Regions from separate parts of the Homo sapiens genome. Here all the other regions are linked to region 2. Evidence: chromatin loops called from intact Hi-C (ENCODE). Cell type or tissue: endothelial cell of umbilical vein. All regions are shown on one strand.

The links. Peaks named below come from ENCODE experiments on the same cell type or tissue, not always from the same donor. Only the 100,000 strongest peaks of a DNase experiment are listed, where the experiment ranks them.
Region 1: a loop joins it to region 2, with 6 times the contacts of the local background. A loop is called at or near these places in 7 of 110 quality-filtered maps.
Region 3: a loop joins it to region 2, with 2.9 times the contacts of the local background. A loop is called at or near these places in 9 of 110 quality-filtered maps.
Region 4: a loop joins it to region 2, with 24 times the contacts of the local background. A loop is called at or near these places in 18 of 110 quality-filtered maps.
Region 5: a loop joins it to region 2, with 8 times the contacts of the local background. A loop is called at or near these places in 7 of 110 quality-filtered maps.
Region 6: a loop joins it to region 2, with 2.6 times the contacts of the local background. A loop is called at or near these places in 2 of 110 quality-filtered maps.
Region 7: it touches region 2 in a loop (3-fold over the local background); 10 of 110 quality-filtered maps call a loop at or near these places.

The regions. Positions count from the first base shown.
Region 1 is chr10:53,207,991-53,211,990 of GRCh38, reverse strand. No RefSeq gene overlaps it. Among named protein-coding and RNA genes, the nearest start is that of LINC02672, 180 kb to the right of the region's middle. In endothelial cell of umbilical vein, a CTCF peak has its summit at 1,860 (motif pointing left); a DNase peak (open chromatin) is centred at 1,850.
Region 2 is chr10:53,838,068-53,842,067 of GRCh38, reverse strand. It overlaps PCDH15 (protocadherin related 15), which reads left to right. Exons shown (of 38, transcript NM_001384140.1): 29 at 1,572-1,748. Among named protein-coding and RNA genes, the nearest start is that of MIR548F1, 770 kb to the left of the region's middle. In endothelial cell of umbilical vein, no CTCF peak of the experiment used is centred here; a DNase peak (open chromatin) is centred at 2,457.
Region 3 is chr10:52,882,362-52,886,361 of GRCh38, reverse strand. No RefSeq gene overlaps it. Among named protein-coding and RNA genes, the nearest start is that of MBL2, 110 kb to the right of the region's middle. RefSeq lists an enhancer at 1,423-2,137. In endothelial cell of umbilical vein, a CTCF peak has its summit at 1,919; a DNase peak (open chromatin) is centred at 1,901.
Region 4 is chr10:54,400,769-54,404,768 of GRCh38, reverse strand. All of the region lies in intron 3 of PCDH15 (protocadherin related 15), which reads left to right. Among named protein-coding and RNA genes, the nearest start is that of MIR548F1, 210 kb to the left of the region's middle. In endothelial cell of umbilical vein, a CTCF peak has its summit at 1,962 (motif pointing right); a DNase peak (open chromatin) is centred at 1,988.
Region 5 is chr10:55,261,746-55,265,745 of GRCh38, reverse strand. It overlaps a transcript of PCDH15 not described here. Among named protein-coding and RNA genes, the nearest start is that of PCDH15, 460 kb to the right of the region's middle. In endothelial cell of umbilical vein, a CTCF peak has its summit at 1,622 (motif pointing right); a DNase peak (open chromatin) is centred at 1,635; H3K27me3 peaks cover 177 bases.
Region 6 is chr10:52,949,583-52,953,582 of GRCh38, reverse strand. It overlaps LOC105378308 (a long non-coding RNA gene), which reads left to right. Exons shown (of 4, transcript XR_945968.3): 4 at 613-4,000. Among named protein-coding and RNA genes, the nearest start is that of LINC02672, 79 kb to the left of the region's middle. In endothelial cell of umbilical vein, a CTCF peak has its summit at 1,567 (motif pointing left); a DNase peak (open chromatin) is centred at 1,562.
Region 7 is chr10:53,599,504-53,603,503 of GRCh38, reverse strand. No RefSeq gene overlaps it. Among named protein-coding and RNA genes, the nearest start is that of LINC02672, 570 kb to the right of the region's middle. RefSeq lists enhancers at 2,847-3,603, 3,604-4,000. In endothelial cell of umbilical vein, a CTCF peak has its summit at 2,046 (motif pointing left); a DNase peak (open chromatin) is centred at 2,043.

The sequences.
Region 1 (4,000 bases), 630 kb after region 2:
AAAGCCAGGCATGACATGGCTGTAGTCCCAGCTCAGCTGGAGGCTGAGCTGGGAGAGTCACTTGAGCCCAGGAGGTTGAGGTTGCAGTGAGCTATGATTGCACTACTGCACTTCATCCTGGGTGACAGAATAAGACTCTGTCTCACACACACACAAAAGAATAAATACAAATGACCAACAGGTATATGAAAAATCGCTCAATATCACTAATCTTTAGAGAAATAAAACTAAAAGCTACAATCAGATATCTCCTCATATCTGTTAGGATGGTTAGTATCAAAAAACCTAAAAGATAACAAATATTGGCAAGGATATGGAGAAATTAGATTCCTTTTACACTGTTAATGCAGATGTCAAATTGTGAAGCCCCTATGGAAAACAGCATGGAGGTTTCTTAAAAAATTAAAAATAGAACTACCCTATAACCAGCAATCTTACTTATAGATGCTTATCCAAAAAAAAACCTGGAACTAGAATCTCAAAGAGATATTAGCACTTCAATGTTCACTGAAGCACTATTCACAATAGCTGAGATGTGGAAACAATTTAGCTGTTCATTGATATCTGGATGGATAAAGAAAATGTGATATATACAACTAATGAAATACTATTCTGCCTTTAAAAGGAAAGAAATTCTGCAATGTGTGACAGCATGGATGAACCTGGAACACATTACGTTAAGTGAGATAAAACACATGCAAAGAAAGACGAGTACTGCATGACAACATTTACATGAAGAATTTAAGTTAGTCAAATTCATAGAATCAAAATGTGGAATCATGATTGTCAAAGAAAATGAGTATAAAGTTTCAGTCAAACAAGATAAATATAAATTAAAATAAAATATAAATATAAATAAATATAAAAATATCTAGCAATCTGTTGTATAACATTATCCCTACAGTCAACAATAATGTAAACTTAAGATTTGTCAAGACTGCAGTTCTCATGTTGTGCTAGGATCACTATAAAATAACAAAATAAAAGAAAACAAATTTTTTAAAGTATTGAATTTAATCTGTTAGAAAATTCATAAGATACATCACATAATAGTATTTATTGTTAAGTATTCTATGCTAAAATTGATCAAACATATAATTACAACCTACTTGGTGTACAAAGATGTGTGTATATGCAGGGCATATTTGAACAAATTAGAGTCATATGGCGATGGCAGTCTGGGTAATTTCTATAAATCATTTCATTAAAAAAACTAGATTACGTGGACAATATTTTTAAAATCTGATCAAAGATATTGGAGGGACATCAAGACAGAAAGGATCATGGTGTCTAGATATGAGCAGCTGAAAAATAGCTTTAAAGAAAATGAAATAACCAAATGACTAGAGGTTACAAAAAAAACAGAAATTTACAATCTTAAAGTTACAGGCACATAGCGCTGCAAAATTTAAACTGTATCTTTGAAAAGGGCGTGTTGCCAGTTTTACTATGCTCCTGATCAAGCTACAGTCTGCTCAGAGGAATGCCAGAGAGCTACCCTCAGAAGATTCAGGGCCAAAGACGGATGGTGTGATGTGTGCTCGTCCTCAGGCCAGGTATATCTGCAAGACCTCCAGACTGACAAACTTGTTTCAGCAGCAATGGCCACTCCTCAGCATAACCTTGCCACCATAGACAGAAGGCTCTACAAATTTCTGTAGCTCCATGCATTGAGAGATGTTCTAAACATTTTGAAGATGAACAAAATTTGCCAGTGGCTTCAAAGAGATACAATAGAATCTCACCAAATCCATTTATCTAATGGAATCTAACTAAATGCTATCTATATTGAAATTTTAGCAAGTAAAATGCCTATACTGGAATCTAATGAAAGTTCTCTTCTTCCATCTAGTGACAAATTTGGAGAATGCACACTTACCTTCCCTAATATGACAGTTAAATAAGACTGTAAGGTATACGCTGACAGACATGATGCTTTAAAAGTTCAACCGAAAAGTACGCAGCCAGAGCAAAAATGTTGCAATGTTTTTTGTCTCTCAAATACACAATCAAAATTGCTCCTCAGCAAAATGTTTGCCCGACATTGGATATAGCAGAAATTATTTACAACAATCATTGAAAATGCCTGCAGGTACCACAAAAAGCCAGTTTAGAGAAACAAGCCTGAAAGCTCAATGTAATATATACAGTTTTTTGTAACCTCACCATTAAGATTTTTTCTCTCCTTTAGATTTTTATTTATTTTTTTTAAAAAATAGGGTCTTGCTGAGGGTGAAGTTTGTGCAGAGCACTCTAGTTGATTATCCTCAGAAAGGCTAAATTTAGAGCTTTCTTGGCCATAAATTGGTCGTGCCCAATCCTTCCATATCTTCTGAATCTTCACGAAAACTTACAATCTTAGCTCAGAATTTAAGATTTTTTCAAATGTTTATTCTAATTTAGTGGTATCCTTTGATCTAATATTTTCCTATTACTGAATAATAAAATATATGGACTAACATAAATATGGAAATATTTTCATCAGTCTTTTGTAATTTTAAAAAGATAAAAGCTAAATTATAATCAATTCCTGTGAAAAAATCAATTATACTTTCTATATATGAATCAAATCACACAATTATATTTTTAATAACATGAAAAATAGCTGTACTCTTATGAGTGATTTTAGATTTTTAATGCTTCTGTTTTCAAGTTTTACAGTGATTTGTATATATTAACTTTATAATTAAAAAAAGGAACTTATATTTCATTCATTGCAATCAACTCATTTATTAGGAGGTGGAAATTAAAGTTCAAAGTCACACTGGTAATTATTGACACAGCCAGTACTTGAATCCAGGTCTAATGAATCCTGTGCTTTGCTGGTTCTCCAAAGCCATGCTGTGAAATGTAAAGTTAAAATGCCTGACGTTTTTATCCTCTTCTAATCCATTTCCAGTTGGTCTTTTCCTTGAAATAGTAACAAATATTGCTCAATTCTGCATCTATTGACTATTTTTCAGAGGATGGAATAAAAACCGCAACTCACAACTTTTCAAGAGGCCACCAGTCATTAGACACTGGCATCCGTTAGAACTGCTGCAAGCTTAAATCAAACAGTCACCTGGAAGGAACAGGTCTCTGGAGACTCCCCTCTAGCTCTGAGATCTGTATTTCACAATTATTTGAGGCACTGTTAAAAGCAGAGAATAAAATAGTTGAAAATTCACTTGCTGTTTTCAATGTATTATTTATGCAAGAGAATGTGTAATTTGGGAAAAAAGTAAATCTGAAAACTGAATAATTTAATATACATGTCTTTGTTAAAGTTTTAAAATATTATTTTCCATGGTAACCATTATTAAATAGAGAACTATGGAATGGACTGACAGGGCTGGATGGATGTAGAGTGGAAACATGTACAAATGCCCTTTCTTTACGATCCTTCTCCTATGAAAAGTAATATCTGTTTTGATGTTTCAGTGATGTTTCTATAAAATCAAATTTATAGAATTTGATTGTATAAATTCTAAATGTATGTAAGTGTTGGTACTTCATGTTTTCAGGAGTAACTCTATTTTGCTACAACAACCTTCTGCTGAGCTAAGATTATAGATCCAGGAGCTAAGTGGCTACTCAAGATACATTCTAGTATCCATCTCTTGTTTAAGACAAGTAATATAACATTTTGCAGAAGTGATAACTCAAGTCCATAAAGATGAAGTGAAACACTTAATGCATATAGAAATAATAAGTAGAGAGGAAAATCAAAACCCATGTATTCTGCCTTCTCCAACATTATTGTTTATAGCAATATATTCTGTTTAATATATTATTATTTTCATTCTAGAAAAACAGAGAAAAAGTGTATTATTTGAAAAAAAAAAAAAAGGGTGAAGATAGGCTGGATAGAGATAACCCTTACATAAAAACCTTTAAAAAATTCAGACCCTCCTCCTTTCTTTCCTCAACAAGCAGTTACAGCATGCTTCCATGGGTAGTCTAAATATTTGACAGCTATGCAAAGGCAGAGCAAATTGGGATGTGTGTGGAAAAAGCC
Region 2 (4,000 bases):
CATAAATCTCTCAGGAAAAAAAATCTGAAAAACACAGTCCAAATGATGTTAGACTAGTCTGTGTCTCTCAGTACATCCATTATCTTCAGGTTCCCGGGGTTGTTTTTTTTTTTTTTTTTTCCCTTTGGAGATAAAATCTTGCTCTGTCGCCCAGGCTGGAGTCACTGCAACCTCCACCTCCCGGGTTCAAGCGATTCTTCTGTTTCATCTCCCGACTAGCTGGAATTGCAGGCATTCAACTATTAACTGATATTTTCCAAGTGAATTTGCTCCTCCTCCTTTTTTACACATCATCTTTTCTTAGTCTACTTCAAGGATGTCATCAGAAAAGAAATTGCGAAGCCGAGAGACCAGTGGGCGTGGAGTGGTGACAGAAAAGGAAAATAATGAATAGTACTTCAATAAGACAGACTTCAACAGTACTGGGTTACAAACATTTAAAAACAAGCAAGCAAACATTTCACTATGATTGGTAGTGTCTCCTGGCATGCACTGGTAGAGCCATTTCCTCCAAAGTTTAGTAACCTCATTGTTCTAATAACAAGGCAAACCAAGCACATACAAGACTCTTAAGGGAATATACTTTCAGTCGAGCAAGAAATATGTCAATTGTGGCATTAGAAGCAAAAGTTATTTTCTGATGTATCAAAGGACTTTAGAATATATTGCCCTTCTCCCCCTAAAAAAACCTCAAAATATAGACTCAGAAAAGAGCATTGAGTCTACGAATTTTAGAATATTTATCATATATAGTAATTAAAATTATTTAAATTTAAACATCTGTAAATACTGAATTATATGCTCTTAATATTTATATACTTGGGTTAATAATATAAAGTTTTTAATAAGGAATGAGACATTTGGGAAATGGTAATAATTCATACTTTCAATTAAAATCCAGTCATGAGATGGGAAAATTACTTATTGATTAATATTGTCTCTGCTTTTTAAATTAAATATCACTAATTTATACCAGATGGTATATGTTGTTTTTATTCACCTAAATAGTGTCTGAGATTTGCATGCCATATTTTTATCTTAACGTGGTAATCCTGCCATTGCAAAATATCTCCACATTCTCCCGTTGCTGTGATTCTGCAAGGATTTTTATACCTTTGGGAAAACAGGCATCCTAGTCCTGCTTCTTAGCATATAGCTACGTGTCATGTGTCACAGACTTTAGTGGGAGATGTAATTTATGACACCAACCATGTGAAGTCAAGGGTTCTAAGACCCCATGCCTCCTATAAAGCATAGACAGCTTTATTTGTACAGCATATTTGGCATTTCTCATGTAAAAGCTCAAATAGTATCATAAATTCAAAAAGCCTAAAGTTAAATAGGACATGGTTGGTGACCTTTTCTACCGTATTCAGCTTCTAGCATCATTGGGAGCTAAATGCTGAAAAAATATAGAGAATGTTTTTCAAGGGTTTATATTCAGTAAACATTAACAAAAAACTAGGCTGTCATCATTTTTCATTTACTAAATGTCTTTTCAAGTTAAGAGTAATTTTTTACTCCCAGAAAGCCCATTGGACTGTCATGTTTGTACTTTGTTTGATTTATAGGATCTTGGATCGCTATGTTCAGGAACAAATTCCTGGTGCCAAGGTCGTAGTGGAGTCCATTGGAGCTCGCCGGCATGGAGATGCCTTTTCCCTAGAAGATTACACCAAATGTGACTTGACTGTCTATGCAATTGACCCCCAAACCAACAGAGCCATCGATAGAAATGAGCTTTTTAAGTAAGTGCTTTTTGTTATCTGTAACAGCTCTTTGGTTACAATAGCAACCATAGATGATTCTGACTTGAGGCTATAAGTACTTAAAGTTTAAAACCCACCAAATAGTTACTGAAAGTGAAGTGTAAGCAAAGAACCTGAAATACCTAGGATTCTCATGCCTTAAAGTTTTCAGGTCTAAGTGTGGGCTACAGTGACTTCAGAGGGCCCATTTTCTTTATGGGCATCAGATGACCTTTTGTACTTAAGAACAAGGAACAGCTCCTTGAAATCACCTGCTGCCAGCTCCTCACTCTTGCTCAAGGGCACTGGCTATTAATGAGGAAAGCACAGATTCTTAAAGAGGCAGTTTTTCTGCAATGATTTTCATATGCTTGCATTTTAAGAAGAAATCCACCTTTCTTACAGGTCTACTAAATCAGCAAAAATCAATATCTGCTTTTTTCTTTAACTTACAGGTGGAGAGCAGGTGGGATAATCATTCCCATTTAAGTTCATGCTCTATGTGAAATTTCATCCTAGCAGGAACTTAAAAATTTGAGTTATAAATCCTAAAAATAAATAAAGTGCAGAATCTTAAAGAAAATCCTGCTACTTACTTTCTTTGGATGTTATTCGAGCACACTTAAATACTTAAAAAAAAAAAAATTGTTAACAGAATTTTCTTTACTCTGGTGACACCTAGTGTCCAACTGGGTCTTGTAATGAAATTCTATCTCAATGAAACATTTTTAGTTAAAAATATATATTGATATACAATCATAATAGTTTATATGTGCCTGTATATATAGTCATGCCGAACTCTATATGTGAAACATCATAATTTAGTTTTTCTTTGTCTATACTTTTTAAACAGCATATAAACATATCCATATACACATTTACAAATATATCTATATTATGTGTATGTAAATTTATTTATTTTGTAAATATCTATTCAATTTTTATTCAAATTAATAAATTCTGAATTTAGTTTTATTTTAAATGTGTTCATCGACAAAATTTCATCACTTCTATTTTGGCAATAATAAAATAATGATTTAATATCAGCTAAAATTTTTTAAAAGCCATAATTATTTAACATGTTACTCATCAATTCTTTTTTTTTTTTTTTTTTTTTGAGACGGAGACTCACTCTGTGCCCCAGGCTGGAGTGCAGTGGCGCAATCTCGCTCACTGCAAGCTCCACCTCCCGGGTTCACGCCATTCTCCTGCCTCAGCCTCCTGAGAAGCTAGGACTACAGGCGCCCGCCACCACGCCCAGCTAATTTTTTGTATTTTTAGTAGAGACGGGGTTTTACCATGTTAGCCAGGATGGTCTCGATCTCCTTACCTGGTGATCCGCCCGCCTTGGCATCCCAAAGTGCTGGGATTACAGGTGTGAGCCACCGTGCCTGGCTCATCAATTCATTTTTAATAGATATTTGGGCCATGTGCAAAACAGGATACTAACCGTGGAGGAAATATAGATGAATGAAGTAATAGCTCGCACTCTGATTTTATAGTCACCACCAAAATGAAGCAACATTTAGATCTACCAAGCCAATTTTTTGTAAGTTTTATTAATTTAAAAAGTTTATTAATTTAAAAAGTTTAGGAATAAACTTCCAAAGTAATTCATATATATTCTTTCGATTGTCAGAAAATCAACACATTTCTTTTTTATGTGAATCTACCTGCATTCTGTGTTTTTTGCATACATTAGTTTTGTTTTTAAATTTCACGATTGATTGAGTTTAGGGTGTTTTTACCTGAATATAAAAATATGTATTATATTTGGGCTAACTTTAAAGAGTAAAATAATGGTGATTAGAATTTGAATTTAACTAGCAAACCTTCTAGAGATTAAATATTTGGGGAAAAAAAAGCCACTTGGGTTTTAAGTGACACCATGAAATACAAGATGAACATCTTTAATTAATTCTAAATAAGTTTTTCCAAACCTAAATTATATTATGGACAGTAAACATCTAAATTCAATAAAATAACTATCATAGCCAGCAGGCAAGGAAAAAACAGAATATATATAAATCATAAAATAAATTTTTGGCCGGGCGCGGTAGCTCACGCCTGTAATCCCAGCACTTTGGGAGGCCGAGGTGGGTGGATCACGAGGTCAGGAGATCGAGACCATCCTGGCTAACACGGTGAAACCCCGTCTCTACTAAAAATACAAAAAATTAGCCGGGCATGGTGGCGGGCACCTGTAGTCCCAGCCACTTGGGAGGCTGAGGCAGGAGAATGGCGTGAACCCA
Region 3 (4,000 bases), 960 kb after region 2:
GCTGTAAGGACTAGTGAAATCTCACATGTGAAGGTGGTGTAATTACTAAAAATTGATCACATCAATGAAATTCATGCTTATCCATTTGTAGTCAAAGAATAATTGAATTAACTTATGGCAGAAAGTTAAGTGAATGTTGTCCAAAAGGAAGAAGGAAAACTTTGGACCAAGAAAAACAAAAATTACTTTTGAAACTTAACATCTTTTCCTTGCATTAAAAAAGAGCCAAACACCCACCCACACATTGTCACCAAAACAAGATTGCTTTTAGGCAGATAAAAAGCCTCTCTCTTCTTGGGTCTGAGTTCAACCATGGCCTCACCTGGGCCCTTCCAAATCGAGGATTCTCCTCCTTAGAAGCCTGTTTCAGAACAAAACAGAAGGCGTCTGTTCCTAGGCTTCAGAAACACCCAATTTTGAGGAAGCTCCTTTGAACAATATCAAGGCAGACATTAAATTAACATGAATAAAAAGAGGGGTTAGGAGCATGGTTTCTACAAAGCGAGCAGCTCCTTTCACAGGTTGTTGAGAAAACCTCTCCTGTAGGTCCAAGATACCACAATCAATGCTCCCTAAAGCTTAAGAAAGTGAGATACAGACAAGGCTAAATACAAGCATATCGCACTGAATATGGGGGAAAGGTGGATGCCCGGTGGCAGAGCTTTACGGGCTTTATGGGTGTGAACAGAGCGGTGGTCACATAGGGTCCTGTCCTTGGGAGGACCAATCTGGTTTAATGCTCTGCAGTCCCAGTATTAAAATTCTTTTTTTTGTTGTTTTTTTTTTGTTTTGTTTTTGTTTTTTGTTTTTGTTTTGCTTAGCACTTTCATTTTTCTCTAGGACCTGCAAATTATGTAGCCTAATGCCCACGGGAAGCTCAATGGAGCCTCTTGCCTCCACAAAAACCACTGATTGAAAGAAACGACAGCAACTAGGAGCTCCTGTGACTCTGTTTCCATTCCCATTCCCTGGGAAATGATCAACAGCTCCGGTGTGTTCTGTTCTCTGAACCAGCCACCCCACCCTCACTGCCAGCGCAAACCTGCTCTCCTGTGACCACCTATTCTCTGAATGTTTCTACATTTAGAGAAGTTCACCCTCAGAAGAAAGAAGGAAGCCGGGCGCGGTGGCTCACGCCTGTAATCCCAGCACTTTGGGAGGCCGAGGCGGGCGGATTGCCTGAGCTCAGGAGTTCGCGACCAGCCTGGGCAACACGGTGAAACCCCGTCTCTACTAAAATACAAAAAGTTAGCCGAGCGTGGTGGCGGGCGCCTGTAGTCCCAGCTACTCGGGAGGCTGAGGCAGGAGAATCGCTTGAACCCGGGAGGCGGAGGTTGCAGTGAGCCCAGATCGCGCCACTGCACTCCAGCCCGGGCCACAGAGCGAGACTCCGTCTCAAAAAAAAAAAAAAAAAAAAAGGAAAAAGAAAGAAAACAGCAGCATTTTGTAACAGTGATGAATTTGGATGAAATTTGCAAGACCTTGGACTGTTTTCCCAAATGTCCGGGCGTCTGCCAGGCAGCCCTCAACTGCAGACACAAGCCACTAAAGGGAGTCGTGGCTCCAGGGAGCTCGAATGCTTTCCCTGGAAGATCCCCTCCCTAAGCCCCCATCTCCTGGACGTGAAACCCTGTTTAGTCTACATTCAGGAACAGCAGACGTGCTTTTCTGAGAGAATCTAGCACCTTGAGAATTTTGCCATTTGGGATGCGTGTGTATGTGCGCGCGCGCACGTTTTCGAAGCTACAATTAGCACTCTTGAAAAAGGAGAAAGGGAGCGGGAAAAGGAAAGAAAGAAAAAAAGTAGGAACTCCTGTCGATTTTAGTTCAGGCTGCCTGAAGATTCAACTTAAAATAACTGCACCATCAATGCCCCATAGAAATCACAACGGAGGTAGAAGTTTGCGCGGTTCCACACTACCATCTAGGGGATAACAGGTGAAATGACAACCTTCTACTCCCATTTGTACTGACCTTTGTTATCTTGGACATAGGCATGTAGGTCACAGAACACATCCTACGCGCTCTTCTTCCATCGGGTGGTCTCAATATCTACCGTCACTGACGTACTAAGAGGAATGGGAAATCTTCGGAGGGTTTAGCATAGAATTATGTAATTCGGCATATTAAAAAGATGACTCTGTGTACTCTGTGGAAAGTAGCCTTACGGATGGAAGGTGGAAGCCACAGAGAAAGCAGGTAAGAAACCACAGCTATGCCTCGCTTGATGACGCATCCCCAGGAATTCGTCCGTAGGCGATTTTATCCTTGTGCAAACATTACAGAGTGTACTTACACAAACAAAGATGAAGGACCCTACTACATAACCTACGCTATATGGTATCGCCTATTGCTCCTAGGCTACAAACCTGTGCAGACTGTTACCAAATACTGGAGGGCAGCTATTTCCTTCCAAGAAAAGTGCTCCTCACTCCCAAGAGACTGGTTAATGTGTAGAACTTCAGGTATTCCTGAATCATATATATATTTATATTTATATTTATATTTATTTACATATATTTTGAGATGGAGTCTCACTGTGTTGCCCAGGCTGGAGTGCAGTGGCACTATCTCAGCTCACTGCAACCTCTGCCTCTTGGGTTCAAGCGATTCTCCTGCCTTAGCCAGGCCCCCTTCACAATGCCCAGCTAATTTTTGTGTTTTTAGTAGAGATGGGGATTTGCCATGTTGGCCAGGCTGGTCTCGAACTCTTGGCTTCCCAAAGTGCTTGGATTACAGGCGTGAGCCACCACACCTGGCCCTGAATCATATGTTAAACTTATTTAAGTTTAGCTCAAAGCACCTTCCATATTTGGTTAATAAAATTTGGGCCAAAGTTTCTCTCTATGTAGTGAACTGCAGCACAGCTTGGCGTGAAAGCAAGTTCTAACCTAACCTAAGAGTATGCCTTTGTAACCAAGCAATGGAGTCTCAATCCATAGTAGCCAATCCCAGGTTGAACGTTGCCAAATTCCTCACAAATAAGGCAAATGCAGAATTGCAACAATCAGGTAATCTCTGTAATAAGTAATTTCCTGTCTCTTTCTTTTTATAAATACAGCTCACCATTCTGAACCATCTTCCATCTGAAGTGCTGCCTGTTTTAGAGCCTTTTCATTGCTCAAATAAACTCTGTTAAATTTAACTTGCTTTAAGTTTTTCTTTAACACATGTCTCTTCCCAGACTTCCTGATAAACCTCCCATTTTAGTTCACTGGTTCTTGGAAGTTTATAGCAATTCAGTGTTTTAATCTTAAAGGTTTGGCACCAGTTAAAATACAAATGTCTCTGAACCTAAAGTATATTATATTGGAAAATATAATTAAAAACAAAATCTCATCCCAACCCAAAAAACTTCTTCACAAACTTAGAAGAGGAAGAAAACAATTTTGTTATTGAATAAGCATTAAACCAGAATGTGATGCGTATCACAAATAGTCTGCTAAGAATTTGCAAAGACAGAATGAAATCTTACGCTTTGATATAGCCAAGCCGATAAACCCATTCTACACGTGCCCTCAAGGTAAAAAATAACTAGTCCTCAAGTAAGAGGACTTGACGGCACCATTTTTCACACATAGTTCATCTTAAAATCCCCTGGTAATTGTGGTATCTACCTGTGTTAATTAATTGATTTGTACAAAAGAAAAAATAAGCTTCTCATATCTTTATGGAAGAAGATAGTTTTGTAACTTGAATTAAGGTGCTCACCAAAGTTGGGTTCCTACCCTCCCACGGAAACTGGGAGATATGGTGCTACCTACCTTCATTGATTACATTTGAAAGACACGGTTCCTAGGTCCTTGAGAAAGACTATTTTGCCAAGTGGCTTATTTTGCTTTTAAAAAGATTTACATACATTTCAAAAAGAGAAAGAACTTATACATACAGTATAAGTTTTCTAAAGTAAGTGGTCTAGGAAAAGGGAGGGAAGTCTCTTTATTTTCAACAGGGAGAATTAAGAATCTTACTTATAATTTGTATTTGCCCTTGCAACACA
Region 4 (4,000 bases), 560 kb before region 2:
ATTAGACCTTTGTCAAATGCATAGTTTGTAAGAATTTTCTCCCATTCTGTAGGTTTGTCTGTTCACTCTGTTGATGGTTTCTTTTGTTGTACAGAACCTGTTTAGCTTAATTAGATCCCGTTTGTCAAATTCTACTTTTGTTGCAGTTGCTTTTGGCATCTTGGTCATGCCATCTTTGCCTGTTCCTGTGTCCAGAGAAATGGGTTTTTATAGTTTTTGGTTTTACATTTAAGTCTTTAATGCATCTTGAGTTCATTTTTGTATATGGTATAAGGAAGGGGTCTAGTTTTAATCTTCTGCATATGGCTTGTCAGTTCTCCCTACACATTTACTAAATAGGGAGTCCTTTCCCCATTGATTGTTTTTGTCAGCTTTGTCAAAGATCAGATAGTTGGAGGCATGTGACCTTGTTTCTGGGTTCTCTGTTCTATTCCATTGGTCTATGTGCATGTTTTTGTACCAGTACCATGCTGTTTTGGTTACTGTAGCCCTGTAGTATAATTTGAAGTTGGGTAGCCAGATGCTTCCAGCTCTGTATTTTTTGCTTAGGAATGCCTTGGCTATTCAGGTCCTTTTTTGGGGCCTGAATATTAATATTAAAATAGAATATTTTATCATTAATAAATATGAATATTTATAATATGAATATTAAAATAGCCTTTTCTAGTTCTGTGAAGAATGTCATTGGTAGTTTAATAGAAATAACATTGAATCTATGAATTACTTTGGATATTATAGGTATTTTAGCAAAAATAATACTTTCTATTCACTAGCATGGAATGTTTTCCATTTGTTTGTATCATCTCTGATTTCTTTAAGTAGTGTTTTGTAGTTCTTTGGTAGAGATCTTTCACCTTCCTGTTTAATTATATTTCTAGGTGTGTGTGTGTTTGTGTGTGTGTTTGTGTGTGTGTGTGTGAGTGTGTGGCAGTTATGAATGGGATTGATTTCCTGATTTGGATCCTTGAATGTTATTGGTGTCCAGGAGTGCTAGTGATTTTTGTACGTTGATTTTGTATCCTGAGACTTGCTGAAGTTGTTTATCAATTTAAGGATCTTATGGGCCTAGATTTTGAGGGTTTCTGAATATAAGTTCATGTCTTGTGCTAGCAGGGGTAGTTTGACTTCCTCTCTTCCTATTTGGATGCCCCTTTTTCTTTCCCTTGCCTGAGTGCTCTGGCCAGAACTTCCAATACTATGTTGAATAGGAGTGGTGATAGGGGGTATCTTTGTCCTGTGCCGGTTTTCAAGGGAAATACTCCAGCTTTTGCCAATTCAGTATAATGTTGGCTGTGAGTTTTTCATATATGGCTCTTATTAGTTCAAGGTCTATTCCTTCAATACCTAACTTTTTTGAGAGTTTTTGACATGAATGTGTGTTGAATTTTATCGAAAGCCTTTCCTGCATCTATTGATGTAATCATGTGGTTGCTGCTTTACCTTGTACTTTTGTGTTATGGAGATGGCTTATTTCCTTAAGCCTTATGAACCAACATCTACAAGATTCCAATTTTTCTTCTGTGGCTTCCTCACCTCTCTCAGCCTTCATAGCTATGTAGAGAGCTAGGTCCTTGCTCTGGATTTTGTTTTGGCTTAAGAAAATATTGTGTCTTGTTTGATCTTCTATTCAGATCACTCAAACTTTCTACTTATCACCAATAAGGTTTTTTGGCTTTCTTATCATTTGTGCATTCACTAGAATAGCACTTTTAGTTTCCCTTAAGAAGTTTTTCTTTGAATTCATAGCTTGGCTAACTGTTGGATGCACGATGTCTAGCGTTCAGCCTATCTTGGTTACAACATGCCTTCCTCATTAAGCTCAATAATTTCTAGTTTTTGATTTAAGGTGAGAGATGTGCAACTCTTTCACTTGAACCCTTAGAAGCCATTGTAGGGTTATTAATTGGTCTAATTTTAATATTGTTGTGTCTTAAGGAATACAGAGGCCTGAAGAGATGGAGAAAGATGGGAGAATGGCCAGTAGGTGGAGCAATCAGAACACACAAAACATTTCATGAATTAAGTTCAATGTAATGTGGGAATGGTTTGCGGCATCCCAAAATAATTATAATAGTAATTAATAGTAAAAACCACTGATTACAGATAATCATAACAGATATAACAATGAAAAAATTTGAAATATTGCATGAATTACCAAACTGTGACACACAGACATGATGTGAGCACATGGAAAAAATGGCTAATAAATTTGCTATTTATTTGAAGGACTGCCACAAATCTTCAAACTTTTAAAAAAATGCCGTATTTATGGAGTTCAATAAACTAATAAAGAAAGCAATAAAAGGTGGCCTATCTGTATTTAATATTTTATACATAAACGATCATGCTGTTTCTAAATAGGAGCATAGTTCTTCTTTGTTGTTAATATATGTCATTGATCCTTGCTTTATTTCAGTGGCTAGGAATTCCAACTACCATGATGAATAGAAATTATAAGATTGTATAATCTTGCCTTCTTCTTCCCGTCAGCTTTAATTTAGTTCTGTTTTCTTTAATGTAAATATTTTGCTTATCAGATTGAGGAAGTTACTTTCTATTCCTAATTTGCTTAATATTTTTTATCTTGAACACGTTTACTTTTGATACATGAATTTTCTGTGTTGTTTGAGTTATGTTTTTTTCCCTCACTCTGTTAATAAGATTTTATGTATTTTATACATTAAACCAACCATGCATTCTTGGTAAAACCAACTTGGTCATAATGCATTATTTTATAGATTGCTGGATTTGATTTATTTTCTAAATAAATTCATTAAGTATTTTTGTATCTGTGTTAATGAGGATATTCATGTGTACTTTTTATTCTTTGATGTATTTTTGTCAGGTTTGTTATCAGGGTTATGCTAGCATCAAAAACCAAAATAGTATGTGTTTCCTATTATTTTTTGTAATAGTTTGTTTAAGATGTGTTCTTCTTTATATGCTGGTAGAATTAAGCAGTAAAGTCATAAATTATGGGCATATACTTTGTAATTTGAATTGTATATGTTTTAGACTTAATTCTTCAATTTATTCAAAATTGATGAAATTTTTATTGACATTACATGAGGAGATTTTAGCATCCTTAAGCTACTGAGTTTTACAATCCATTAATATAGATTATACCTTTGTTTAGATTTCTGTAATTTCTTTCATTCATGTTTCACTTAATTTTTTGCTTTTTTCCTTGTTCAGAGTCATTGAATATAATCTTCGGATATTTGACGGGTATTTGGTGTTTCTTGATCCTATTAAGAATGAGTATCCATTTTAGCATTTCAGGTTTCTCTTTGCTCTTAGAATAAGGAGTTATTTCTAATGAGGTTACCTCTACCAGCATTTATAGATTTACAGTTATAATTGAAACATTGAAAATATACTTAACCTAAAATGTCAATTTTTTTTTTGAATCTACAACAGCATAACTTTGCTTGCCCTAAATCTCTCATTTTTTTTCCAAAAGTCATATACAGTTTTTCTGTGTAGGTGATATTGAAGTCATCAATATTCTGTAATGCTATGACAATAACAAAGAAAAGCCTTTACAGAAAGTGACCATCTATAGCTAAAGTTGTTTTTAGACAAAGCCAGGTTTTAGCATAGTGTAGAGGTGAAAGGAATCTACAAGAGCCAGGCACTATCTCTGAAGAGCAAAGACTTTTAAATAATTTTCTTTCTGTTTTTCACAAATGTTACTAAAATCTTTTTAATTTCTTAATTATGAATGGTTTCGAAAATACATGTCCTGCATTTAAAATTACTGAATACTTTTAAGCTCCAAATTCTCAACAATGACAGTTTCCTGTCTATAGCTATGTTCCCTTTACTACAAACTAGATGAACAATACCTATAAAAATCAAGTAAGGAATTCAATTTACTGTTTTTTATGTAAAACATAATCATTCTCTCTCTTTCTCTCTCCTCTCCCTCTGGCTTTTTTCTCTTTTCGTCTATCTTTCATTGTTTAATTTTGGTGATATTTTGCTGGTAGATATCTGG
Region 5 (4,000 bases), 1.4 Mb before region 2:
AAGGCCTCTCTTAGCTTTTCCAGGAAGGCAGTGGGGTTTTCAGCAAATCCCTGGTCGATAATGAACAACTTAGCCTAACTGAGTGGCTTGGTCTTAGTCCTGTGCAAGCCCTCCATTATAAACACCTGAAAGTGTCTTCCTTCTTGTCACTGGGATCCCATTTAGAGTCATTCACTGGTTCTGCTTATCTTCCAGTTGCATAATATTTGCCCCCTTCCCTGATGCTATATGTGATGCAAAGTGCATCCCCAAATCTCTCTGCTGCTTGCAGAGTGTACTGCTTCTCATTGTCCATCAGGGTCTGATTCAAAAATGACATAACGTCTCCCCAGGAGATTTCAAATATTTGGGTGAAATTCCAGAATTTCACCCAATATATCTATCCCTATATCTATTATAGAGATATATCTCTATGTCTATATATATATATATATCATAGAGATACATCTCTATATCTATCACAATATATCGTCTCTGTATCTATCATGGTCATCCGGAAACTTACCAAGATCCCCCTTGATTTGCTTTAAGTACTATTGGGAGAAGAGGACCTGGAACTTACTGGTCCCAAATTTACTGGGCATCTGTTGGAGGGGCAAGAGTGAGACTGGGGCTTCTTTAGGGTGAGGATTTCTAGGAGGGGGCAAGTGAGAAGCTGAAAGTGGATAGGGAAGTCAGGGTGGACCCAGAGGAGCAGGGCTGGTGGGAGCTGGCTTCTCAACTGGGAGTGCCTCGGATTTGTATCTTTAATTCCCTGGGCTTGCCCCTTGCAGCCTTCCCTGAGACAGCAAACAGGAGGGCTGGGTCAATCTTACACTGTTGGCAAAGGTCTGGATTGCCTTGCAAAGTATAGAAAGCCTGCACATATGGGGCCTCAGACCATCTGTCTTCACATGTATAGAAAAGTTCCAGCTGCCAAAGGGTCTCAAAATGAATGGTTCCTTCCTGAGGCCAAGCAATTCCTTGCTGTAAATCATAATTGGCCAAACCTTTGTGCAGAAGGCTATGAGGAGTTTTTCCTTCAGATTTTGAGGGTCAAAACAGTCCCAGTGGTTCAGGACACACTCCGGAGGAGTATAAGCTGGGGGTGGTGAAGAGAACTGGTTACTGATTCTGAAAGACAGGGAATAGAGGCGTCCCTCATTTCCTTCTTTCTTTCAGTGAAAACCCAGGGTGTGATAAAGAGATAAAGCAAGCGTCCTCCCTATCCCTTCCACCTGGCATCCCTGAGGCCTGGCAACCTTGGCAGGTGCTGGCCATAAGTACTGATGTGATACGTACCCATGAAGCAGGGAAAACCTGGAGAATAGGAATTGACCGGCCTCACCTATGCCTCCTGTTTTTCCTGCTGCCAACAACCTGTGAGTTCCCTGGGCCTGTTTATGCCATGAAGCAAGGCCTCCTTCTGTGGGGTTGGGGGTGGGGTTTAATCGGCAAGAATTGGTCTTGCCCATTTATATTGTGCCTGTGGCCTGGCTTTGGATGCCTCAGACCTGGTTGTTCTTTCTAGGGCCTTACCCTTAAAAAGAAGCTTGGAATCGAGCTTCGGATTGAAAAGGTATTTTAGGGGCTGTTTTTATCCATTTAGAGTGTCTCAAATAAGCCCTGACGAATTTGCAGTTATCAGCCAGCAGGGGTCACTCCTGCATTAATTTCCCAATCAGAAACAGTGCTGGGAGTGGGGAGCCCCCTCACTTAGAAAAGGAAAAACAGGCCCGGGGCGGTGGCTCAGGCCTGTAATCCCAGCACTTTGGGAGGCCGAGGCGGGCGAATCACGAGGTCCGGAGATCGAGACCATCCTGGCAAACACGATGAAACCCCGTCTTTACTAAAAATACAAAAAATTAGCCGGGCGTGGTGGCAGGTGCCTGTAGTCCCAGCTACTTGGGAGGCTGAGGCAGGAGAACGGCGTGAACCCACGAGGCAGAGCTTGCAGTGAGCCGAGATCGCACCACTGCACTCCAGCCCAGACGACAGAGTGAGACTCCGTCTCAAAAAAATAAAATAATAAAATAAAATAAATTAAAAAATACAGTTTAAAGAGCAAAAGGGGGAGATCCTGGGGAAAGAGCCTCTTCCTCAGTGCAAGTGAGTCCCTCTAATCCTTACATCCTTCCCCCAGTGGAGAAACATTCTGTTGGCCTGGTGGGTGAGAAGAGCCCGTCTATTGGCCCTTTGGGGTTGTGGCTACCACCAGGGCTTTCTCCCTCTCCCCCTCGTGGCTGCTGGGTGCGAGCTTTGCAAGTTGTGCACAAGCCCAGGCACCTGAACTGGGAAGGGAAAGGGAAAGGTGAGATGCCCTGAGTCATGCATGCCTGCGGCTGTTGGGGTGGAGGCATAGGTGGCACCTCTAGGCATAGGTGGTCTGATTTGCACCCTTGGCTGCTGAGCGAAATGCTCATTTTACCTAGTAACATTGCCACAGCCTGTAGCAAATCCCTTAACATTGTAAAGGAAGAGATAAAAGCCATTTCAAACCATAAAAGAGAGAAAAGAGGTGAAGTCTGGGAGTTTTTACCAGACCGGTTAGGATGGTTTAAAACTTCGTGAAGGGAAAGAGAGCCTCTTACCTGCAGGAAAAAGAGAGAAGTGCCAGGGTTTTACAACAGAGACTGATTCTATAGTTTCACATTTGTATTCACCTTCCAGGATCCCGGATGAGACCCAGTCGAAACAGGAAAAGTTGCCTCATCCCCATCACAGGGCATGTGATGGGATGTGGCTCACTTATTTGGTGCCCCACTGTTCAAACCTCTAGGGGAGCATGCAGATGGGCAGGCTGTGGGGCTCTGACCCCAAAGCAGCATCTAGGGGTGAATGTTTACAGCTGAAGTCCCAATGGGCGTGTGTTAGAGTGTGCTCTTTCAGTTTAGCCATTTATAGGCAGCTTGTGTTAGTGAATTCAATTAGACCCTCTGTCTTATTGCAAGGTCAGAGAGCTTTCTGTTCCCCAGGATTTCTTGTCTTGGTGTACCAGAAGAATCAGGCCACACATGGGCTTGGAGAATGAGCGCAAGGTTTTGTTGAGTGAAAGTAGCTCTCAGCAGATTGGGAAGCCAGAAGGGAGATGCAGTGGGAAGGTGGTTTTTCCCTGGAGTCGGGCTGCTCAGTGGCCGGGCTCTCCTTAGAACATCCTGGCCAAACTCTGCATTGTTCTGCTGGTCGATGGCCTGCCGGCATCTGCTGGTGCCTGTTAGTGTACTCTTCCACCGATGTGTTCTTCTCAATATTCAGCCGCTTATGCGTTCCTCTGCTGATGTGTTCCTCTCAGCATCCAGCCGCCTGTGTGTCTCTGCCCGCTAGGGTCTCAGTGTTTTTATAAGCACAGGATGAAAGCATGGTGGGCCAGGGTGGTCTTAGGAAATGCAACATTTAGGCACAAAAACAGAAATGCCTGTCGTCACTAGATCCATGGGCATAGGCCCAGGTGTGAAGCCCTCACCAAGGACCTGCCCTTCTCTACCCAGGACTTCTTTGCCCCCCTCCCATATCACTTCCTTCCTTCCTTTCCTTTCTTTCTTTCTTCCTTTTGTTTTCCTTCCTTTTTTCTTTCTCACTCCCTTTCCCTCCCTCCCTCCCCCCATCTCCTCTCCTCACACTCCTTCCTTCATCTTTCTTTTCTTTTCTTTTTTATTTCTCTTCTCTTCTCTCCTCTCCTCCTTTCCTTTCCTTTATCTCTTTCCCTCCCTCCCTTCCTTTTTCCCTCCCTCCCTCCCTTCTTTGTTTTTCTCTTCTTCTCTTTCTTTCTTTCTCCCAGCAGTGAAATGGAATTTGAGATGACATGCAGAAATTAGAGGCTTTCCATATTTGTTATGTTTGTTTTTGGCTTTCTGAGGACCAAGTTTTCCTTCGTTGTTAGTGCAATAACAATTGGCTTTTAATCATTGACTCCAAGGGAATAACAGACAATCTAATAGTGAATGACGTAAGACACACATAGTTTCTGGATATAAGTCTAGAATTTACTTTTTAAATATGATTTAGAAAAACTTATTACCCA
Region 6 (4,000 bases), 890 kb after region 2:
GACCAAACTTTTGCCCCAACCCTCCCCTCCCTCGGCTCCTCCTGTACTGCCTCCTTCTGAAGAAGAGGAAAATTTTCTTCACCCATGTCTGCCGCCCTATAACCCTCCTGCTCCCCCAGAATCTTCCCTTGTCTCCTCGACTACGTCCCCTGTGGCCTCTCTCCCTATAGCCACCCAATTACAGCCTTGGCTGGAGGAGGTGGCCCCCCTCCTCCCACTGAGAGAGTCCCAAATCCCCCCGGGCAGTGAGTGTTCTGCTCCATTTTTAGTTTATGTCCCCTTCTCTACTTCTGACCTGTACAACTGGAAGGTTCATAATCCCCCCTTCTCTGAAAAGCCCCAAGTCTTGACCTCACTGATAGAGTCCGTGCTCTGGACCCACCAGCTCACCTGGGATGACCGTCAGCAACTCCTTTTAAACCTTCACTTCTGAAGAGAGGGACCGTATCCAAAGAGAGGCCAGAAAGTATTTCCTTACATCAGCCAGTAGACCAGAGGAGGAAGCCCAAGACCTCCTTGAGGAGGTTTTTCCCTCTACCTGGCCTGATTGGGATCCAAACTCCTCAAGTGGGAAGAGAGCTTTGGATAATTTTCATTGGTATCTCCTTGCAGGTATCAAGGGAGCCACTCGAAAACCCATGAATCTGTCGAAGACAACTGAAGTGGTCCAGGGGCCCGATGAGTCACCAGGAGCGTTTCTAGAATGCCTCCAAGAGGCCTATTGGACTTATACCCCTTTTGACCTGGCAGCTCCCGAGAATAGCCGTGCTATTAATTTGGCATTTGTGGCTCAGGCAGCCCCTGATAGAAGAAAGTTACAAAAGCTGTAGGGATTTGCTGGAATGAACACCAGCCAACTTTTAGAGATAGCCCAGAAAGTTTTTGACAATTGAGAGGTTAAAAAGCAAAAACAGGCAGCTCAGGCAGCTGAAAGGGCTGCTGACAAAGCATCAAAAAGACAGGCAAAAATCTTCGTGGCTGCCATCCAAGAAGCCAAGACAGAAGGGCCCCCATCACAGAGCACTGGCCAAGGGATCCCGGGTCCCTGCCAGAAAGGCCAAAAGCTGAGCAGGCTCCCCTACAAAGAAACCAATGCACTTATTGCAAGCAGATTGGACACTGGAAAATGGAATGCCCATTAAAACCAGAAGAAAAACCAGAAGAGAAAAAGGTCCTCACCCTCCCTGCTGCGGAGGAATCTGATGATTGATGGGGCCGGGGCTCCCTCTCCCTTGGCCCCTGGGAGCCCATGGTGACTGCCACACTGGGGGGCCAGCCTATACGCTTCCTAATTGACACCGGGGCGGAACACTTGGTACTGCAGATACCCTTGGGCAGTGTCTCTAATAAAAAGGTGGCTGTGCAAGGGTCTATGGGAGCTATTCAGGAATATCCTGTCACCCACTCACGAGAGGTGAGTTTGGGACAGAAAAGAGTAACCCACTCATTTCTTGCAGTCCCAGAGTGCCCCTTCCCCCTCCTCAGACGAGACCTACTTCATAAGCTACAGACGTCCATCTCCTTCTCGGCCCAACAAGCTCACATCATGTTAGGGGACACAGCACCCCCTACTGCTCAGCTTCTGCTAACCACCCCTCTGTCAGAGGAATATCTCTTAGTTTCACCCTCACAACTGCTGGGAAATAGTACTAATCCTCTCCTACTGGATTTACAGACTCTGTTTCCCTGAGTCTGGGCCGAATCAAACCCCCCAGGAATGGCAAAGCACCATCTGCCAGTAGTTGTAGAGCTCCTGGCCACTGCTGCCAGTCCAGGTAAAACAATATCCTGTGAGTCAGCAGGCTAGAGAGGGAATCGATCCCCATATTCAGCGACTATTACAAGCTGGTATACTCCCACCATGTGAGTCCGCCTGGAATACTCCATTTTTGCCGGTCCAGAAACCCGGAACAAATGATTACCGGCCTGTACAGATTTGTAGGAAGTTAACAAGTGGACAGTTACCATCCATCCAACTGTGCCTAACCCTTATACTTTACTCAGCCTGCTCCCGCCCGAACATACAATGTATACTGTCCTTGACTTAAAGGATGCTTTCTTTGCTATTCCTCTGGCCCCCAAAATCCAACCTGTCTTTGCTTTTGAATGGACAGATCCTGGCTCGGGAGACACCACCCAATTAACCTGGACTCAATTACCCCAGGGTTTTAAAAACTCCCCTACCCTTTTTGGGGAAGCCCTCCAACAGGATCTTATACCATTCTGAGCCAGTAACCCTCACTGCACTCTTCTCCAGTATGTAGACCACCTGTTATTGGCTATTAAAACTACTGACAGCTGCCTGCAACATACTAGGGACCTACTTTACCTCCTTCAGGAACTCGGGTATCGGGTCTCGGCCAAGAATGGCCAGCTTTGTCTTCCCAGAGTTTCCTACCTGGGGTACGAGATAAACAAGGGAAAAAGGGCACTCACCAGTGCTTGAAAGAAGGCCATCCTGCGAATCTCCACTCCCACCACCAAAAGACAGGTACATGAATTCCCGGGGGCTGTGGGACAGTCACCTATGGATATTAGGGTTCGCGGAAATCACCAAGCCCCTTTATACCGCTACTGGAGTTAATGGCCCGCTAGTTTGGACTGACAAAGAAGAACAGGCTTTTCTAAACCTGAAAAAGGTATTAACGGAGGCCCCTGCTCTTGTCCTCCCAAATATCTCAAAACCATTTCACCTTTTTGTTCATGAAAGCCAGGGAGTCACTAAAGGGGTACTCACTTAGACTTTGGGACCATGGCAATGCCCAGTGGCCTACTTGTCTAAGAGACTAGACCCTGAGGCCTCCTGGTGGCCAAGTTGTCTGTGAGCTGTAGGGGCAACAGCAAGCCTGGTCCAGGAGGCTGATAAACTGACTCTGGGCCAGAATTTAACCCTCACGGCTCCTCATGCCATAGAGAATTTGCTACGAAGTGCCTCTGGCAAATGGATGTCGAATGCTCGCATCCTGCAGTATCAGAGCTTACTGTTAGATCAGCCTCATTTAACTTTCTCTCTCACAAGGTGTTTAAATCCAGCTACCTTGCTCCCTGATCCACACCTTACCACACCTGTCCATGACTGCCAAGAACTGTTAGAGACTACAGAAACTGGGCGACCTGATCTCCAAGATGTGCTTCTAAAGGAGGCAGATACCACTGTGTTTACAGACAGCAGCAGCTTCCTTAAACAGGGAGTACGAAAGGCTGGTGCGGCCGTTACTATAGATTCATATGTACTGTGGGCCCAGGCACTGCTGGCAGGTACTTTGGCACAAAGGGCTGAATTGGTTGCCCTCACTCAGGCCCTCTGATGGGGTAAGGACAAATGTATTAATATCTGCACTGACAGCAGATACGCTTTTGCTACTACACATGCACGTGGAGCCATCTATCAAGAGCGAGGGCTACTCACCTCCGCGGGTAAAACTATAAAAGACAAAGAAGAAATTTTGACCCTGCTTGAAGCTGTTTGGCTCCCTCAGCAGGTGGCTGTAATTCACTGCAAAGGACATCAAAGAGAAGACACGGCCGTTGCTCGAGGTAACCAAAGAGCAGATTCTGCAGCTTGAGAGGCAGCTCGGCTCCTGGTCGTGCCTTTCACCCTGCTGCCCGCTGTGTCCTTTCCGCAACCAGACTTGCCAGGCCACCCAGAATACTCCCCAGAGGAAGAAAAACAAACTTCGGATCTTCAGGCCAGTAAAAATCAGGAAGGTTGGTGGATTCTTCCTGATTTCAGAATCTTCATGCCCCAAGCTCTCGGGGAAGCTTTAATCAATCATCTACATTCTACCACCCATCTGGGAGGAGTAAAACTGGCCCAGCTTTTAAAGAGCCATTTCAAGATCCCCCACCTTCAGGACTTAACTAACCAAGCAGCTCTCCAGCATACGGCTAGTGCTCAGGTAAACGCCAAACAAGGTCCTAAACCCAGCCCACGTCACTGCCTCCGGGGAGGCTCGCCAGGAGAAAGGTGGGAAATTGACTTTACGAAGGTAAAACCACA
Region 7 (4,000 bases), 240 kb after region 2:
AAGTCATTTTCAACAGAAGTGCCAAGAATATACATTGGGGAAATAACAGTATGTTCAATAAATTGTTGTGGGAAAACTGGATATCCATGTGCAGAAAAATAAAACTAGACCCCTGTATCTTGCCATATACAAAAATCAAAATGGATTAAAGACTTAAATCTAAGACTTGAAACTATAATAATATTAGAAGAAAACATTGGGGAAACACTCTAAGACGTTGATCTGGGTAAAGACTTCCTGAGTAGCACCTCAAAAGTAAAAGCAACCAAAGCAAAAATGAACAAATGGGATCACATCGAACTAAAAAGCTTTTGTACAGCAAAGAAACAATCAAGAAAGTGAAGAGACAACCCACAGAATGAAAGTAAATATTTATGAATTACCCATCTGATAAGAGATTAATAACCAGAATATATAAAGAGCCCCCCAAAAACACAATAGGATCAAAAAATAATTTGATTTAAAATGGCCAAAATATCTAAAAAAAAAAAAAAGAGCTGAATAGATACTTCTCAAAAGAAGATATACATATGGCAAACACGTATATACAAAAATGCTCTACATCACTAATCATCAGAAAAATGAAAATCGAAACAACAGGGAGATATCTCAACCAGTTAAAATAACTTTTATCTAAAAGACAGGCAATAATGAATTCCTGTCTTTTAGGTAACAGGCCTGTGGAGAAAGGGGAACCCTTCTGAGGATAAAGTGAGGATGGTTAGTGGGTACATAAATGGAATGACTAAGATGTGGTATTTGGTAGCACAATAGGTTGACTATAGTTAAAAAAATTTTTGTATATTGTATAATAGCTAAGAGTGGAATTAAAATGTTCCTTACATACCAAAAAGATAAAAGCTTGCAGTTAAGGCTACTCCCAATTACCCTAATTTGATCATTTCACATTGTATGCCTATATCAAAACATCCCATGTGTCCCATAAATGTATACAATTATTATATACCCATAACAATTTAAACAAACTTTTTCAAAATCAGTAAAACTCAAAGACAGCAAGATGGGAAAAGAGAAACTGAAATACTACAAACCAGAGATAAAATAATTAACAAAATTGAAATAGTAAGTTCTTCCATATCAATAATCACCTAAATGTAAATAGATTAAATTTGTCAATCACCATACAGTTAGTGGTTGAAAAGATTATAAACAGGACCCAACTATATGCTGTCTACAACAGACTGACTTTCGATTTAAGGACACACATAGGCTGAAAGTGAAGGGATGGAAAAAGATATTCTACGCAAATAGTAATCAAAAGAGTGCAGGGGTGGTTATGCTAATATCAGAAAAAATATATATATATAAGTCAAAAATTATCTCAAGGGACAAAGAAACACATTATATAATGATAAATTGATTAATGTATCAGTAAGATATAATACATATATATGAATATATAAAAATATATAAAATAAATGTCTATCCACCTGCCATTAGAACACCTGAATACATAAAGGAAATATTAAATATGAAGGAAATATTAACAGAACTGAAGGGAGAAATAGACAACGATACTATAGTAATAAGAGATTTCAGTACACCACTTTCAACAACGATATTTCATTCAGACAGAAAATCAATAAGGAAATAGTGAACTTGAACAACTGTATAGACCAAATGGAACTCAGGTATATCTACGGAACATAAATTCAACAGTAGCAGAATATATATTCTTCTCAAAGGCACACAGAACCGTCTTCAGGATATGTCACATGTCAATTGAAAATGCATACATACACATATATTCAACCTCACACACATCTGTGTTCGTATATAGTTCATGGAAGTTTTGAATAATCATGGAATCATAGTTTTCTAAAGACACATTTGTGAAAATGGCTGACAAATTTCCCTATCAGTTTTAACGTTACATCGACACTTTGGGCACGCTCATTTTGGTGGTACTATTGTATTTGGAGGATTATTACATTTAGATATTAATTTATGACAACTAAATTAAAAATAAACGCTAAAGCCACAGTGAACATAAAACAAAACAGTATTAGAGCTCCCCCTAGTGTCATGTAACAGCTGCAGCTAACATGCTTGTGCAAATACCATGTTAACGTTTCTAAGCAGTTGAGCCTTGAGGTTAACACCACGGATAATTAAAAAACTTCTACGTCTTATTTCTCGTAATTGATCTTTTAAAGTCTATATTATATAGTTAGTTAATTCTGTAAAACATTAAATAGAGAAGCTGTTTACAAAAAGAAAAAAAAATTGGGCAACCATTTCTCTCTAGCACTTGAATTTTTTCAGGGTGACTTTTTTGTTGTTGTTCTTGAAAAGAATGTTTGAGAATATTTACCATCAAGTAGAATCTTAGAATTTTAGATCTGAAACAGACTTTTGAGTTCAATTCTTTCAAAATTTTATTACCCAGTTAAAAATCTGAGAGATGAAAGTGTTTGCTAAAATTTGTACAACCAGGTTCTAACAGGATCTAGATTAGAACCTAGGTTGATGTCCACTGTATTGGCTATTCCACTGTTGTACACTCCATCTCTGTTATTTACAAGTTAGTTGAGTACGTCGGACCACAATTTGATTATTTTGTTTCCAATTTTTAAAGAAAGTTAAAGTTTTTGCAGAAGAAAATTATTAGAAGATAATTCATGTAAGAAACATTATTAATTTCATACATTATGGGTATTTGTACTTAAACAAATTATTAGATAATTCTTATTTTGAATATCATGACCACAATCATTAGTTTTGTATAATAAAAACGACTGCATTGATTTTCAGTCTGTTAAATATTTCACTCACTTGCCTGGATATTTTGGTAAGCAGTTACCCTACCGAATAGTGAAACTTCCTTTGCAAACATTATAACCATGAGAAAATTATGACAGTGAAAGAAATTGACCTAACAATTGCATCTTGCCTTTAACCTCCAAATTGCTCTTGGTTATTCCTGGGTGTGGGCCAAGCTAATTTTGGGGAAAATTTAGTTTACAGTTTAAAGGATAATAGCCTTTCCTAAGACTAAACCATCAACGCAATTCTTTCCTCATCCATTTTAAATGCCTTACCAATTTTATTAATAAGATAGTAAAGCTTTACTACAGGAAGAGAGTAAAGGGTACAATCTCAAAGACTTTCAAAATCTTTATTTTTTGAGACAGAGTCTCGCTCTGTCGCCCAGGCTGGAGTGCAGTGGTGCAATCTCGGCTCACTACAAGCTTCGCCTCCCGTGTTCACGCCATTCTCCTGCCTCAGCCTCCTGAGTAGCTGGGACTACAGGCGCCCACCACCACGCCTGGCTAATTTTTTGTATTTTTAGTAGAGACGGGGTTTCATCGTGTTAGCCAGGATGGTCTCGATCTCCTGACCTCGTGATCCGCCTGCCTCGGCCTTTCAAAATACTGGGATTACAGGCGTGAGCCACCGCGCCCTGCTGTATTGAGGTGATCATTTTAGGATCATTCAGAAAGGGTCATTTTCTTTTTTCTTTTTTTCTTTTTTTGAGACAGAGTCTGGCCCTGTCACCCAGACTTGCAGTGGTATGATCTCCGCTCACTGCAACCTCCACTTCCAGGGTTCAAGTGATTCTCCTGCCTTAGCTTCCTGAGTAGCTGACACTACAGGTGCACACCACCATACTAGGCTAATTTTTGTATTTTTAGTGCAGACGGTGTTTCACTGTGCTGGCCAGGCTGATCTAGAATTCCTGATCTCAAGAGATTTGCCTGCCTCAGTGATGGGATTACAGGTGTGAGCCACCGTGCTCGGGCGACTCATTTTAGAATAGTATATGTCTGGTGTATGTATGAATTGTCAATAATGGTTTCATTGTGTCTATCCCTTTCTTATCTTAGGTTCTATAAGGACATACAATAGTAGACTTGTAAACAAAACTATTTAAACCCATCATGATACCCAGGTCTGTGAAAAGTGACAAGAGAAATGTGTGATTGAGGCATAAGTCTCAATCACTGAGGTTTATTAAGCCCGACTTAGGGCATTTCCA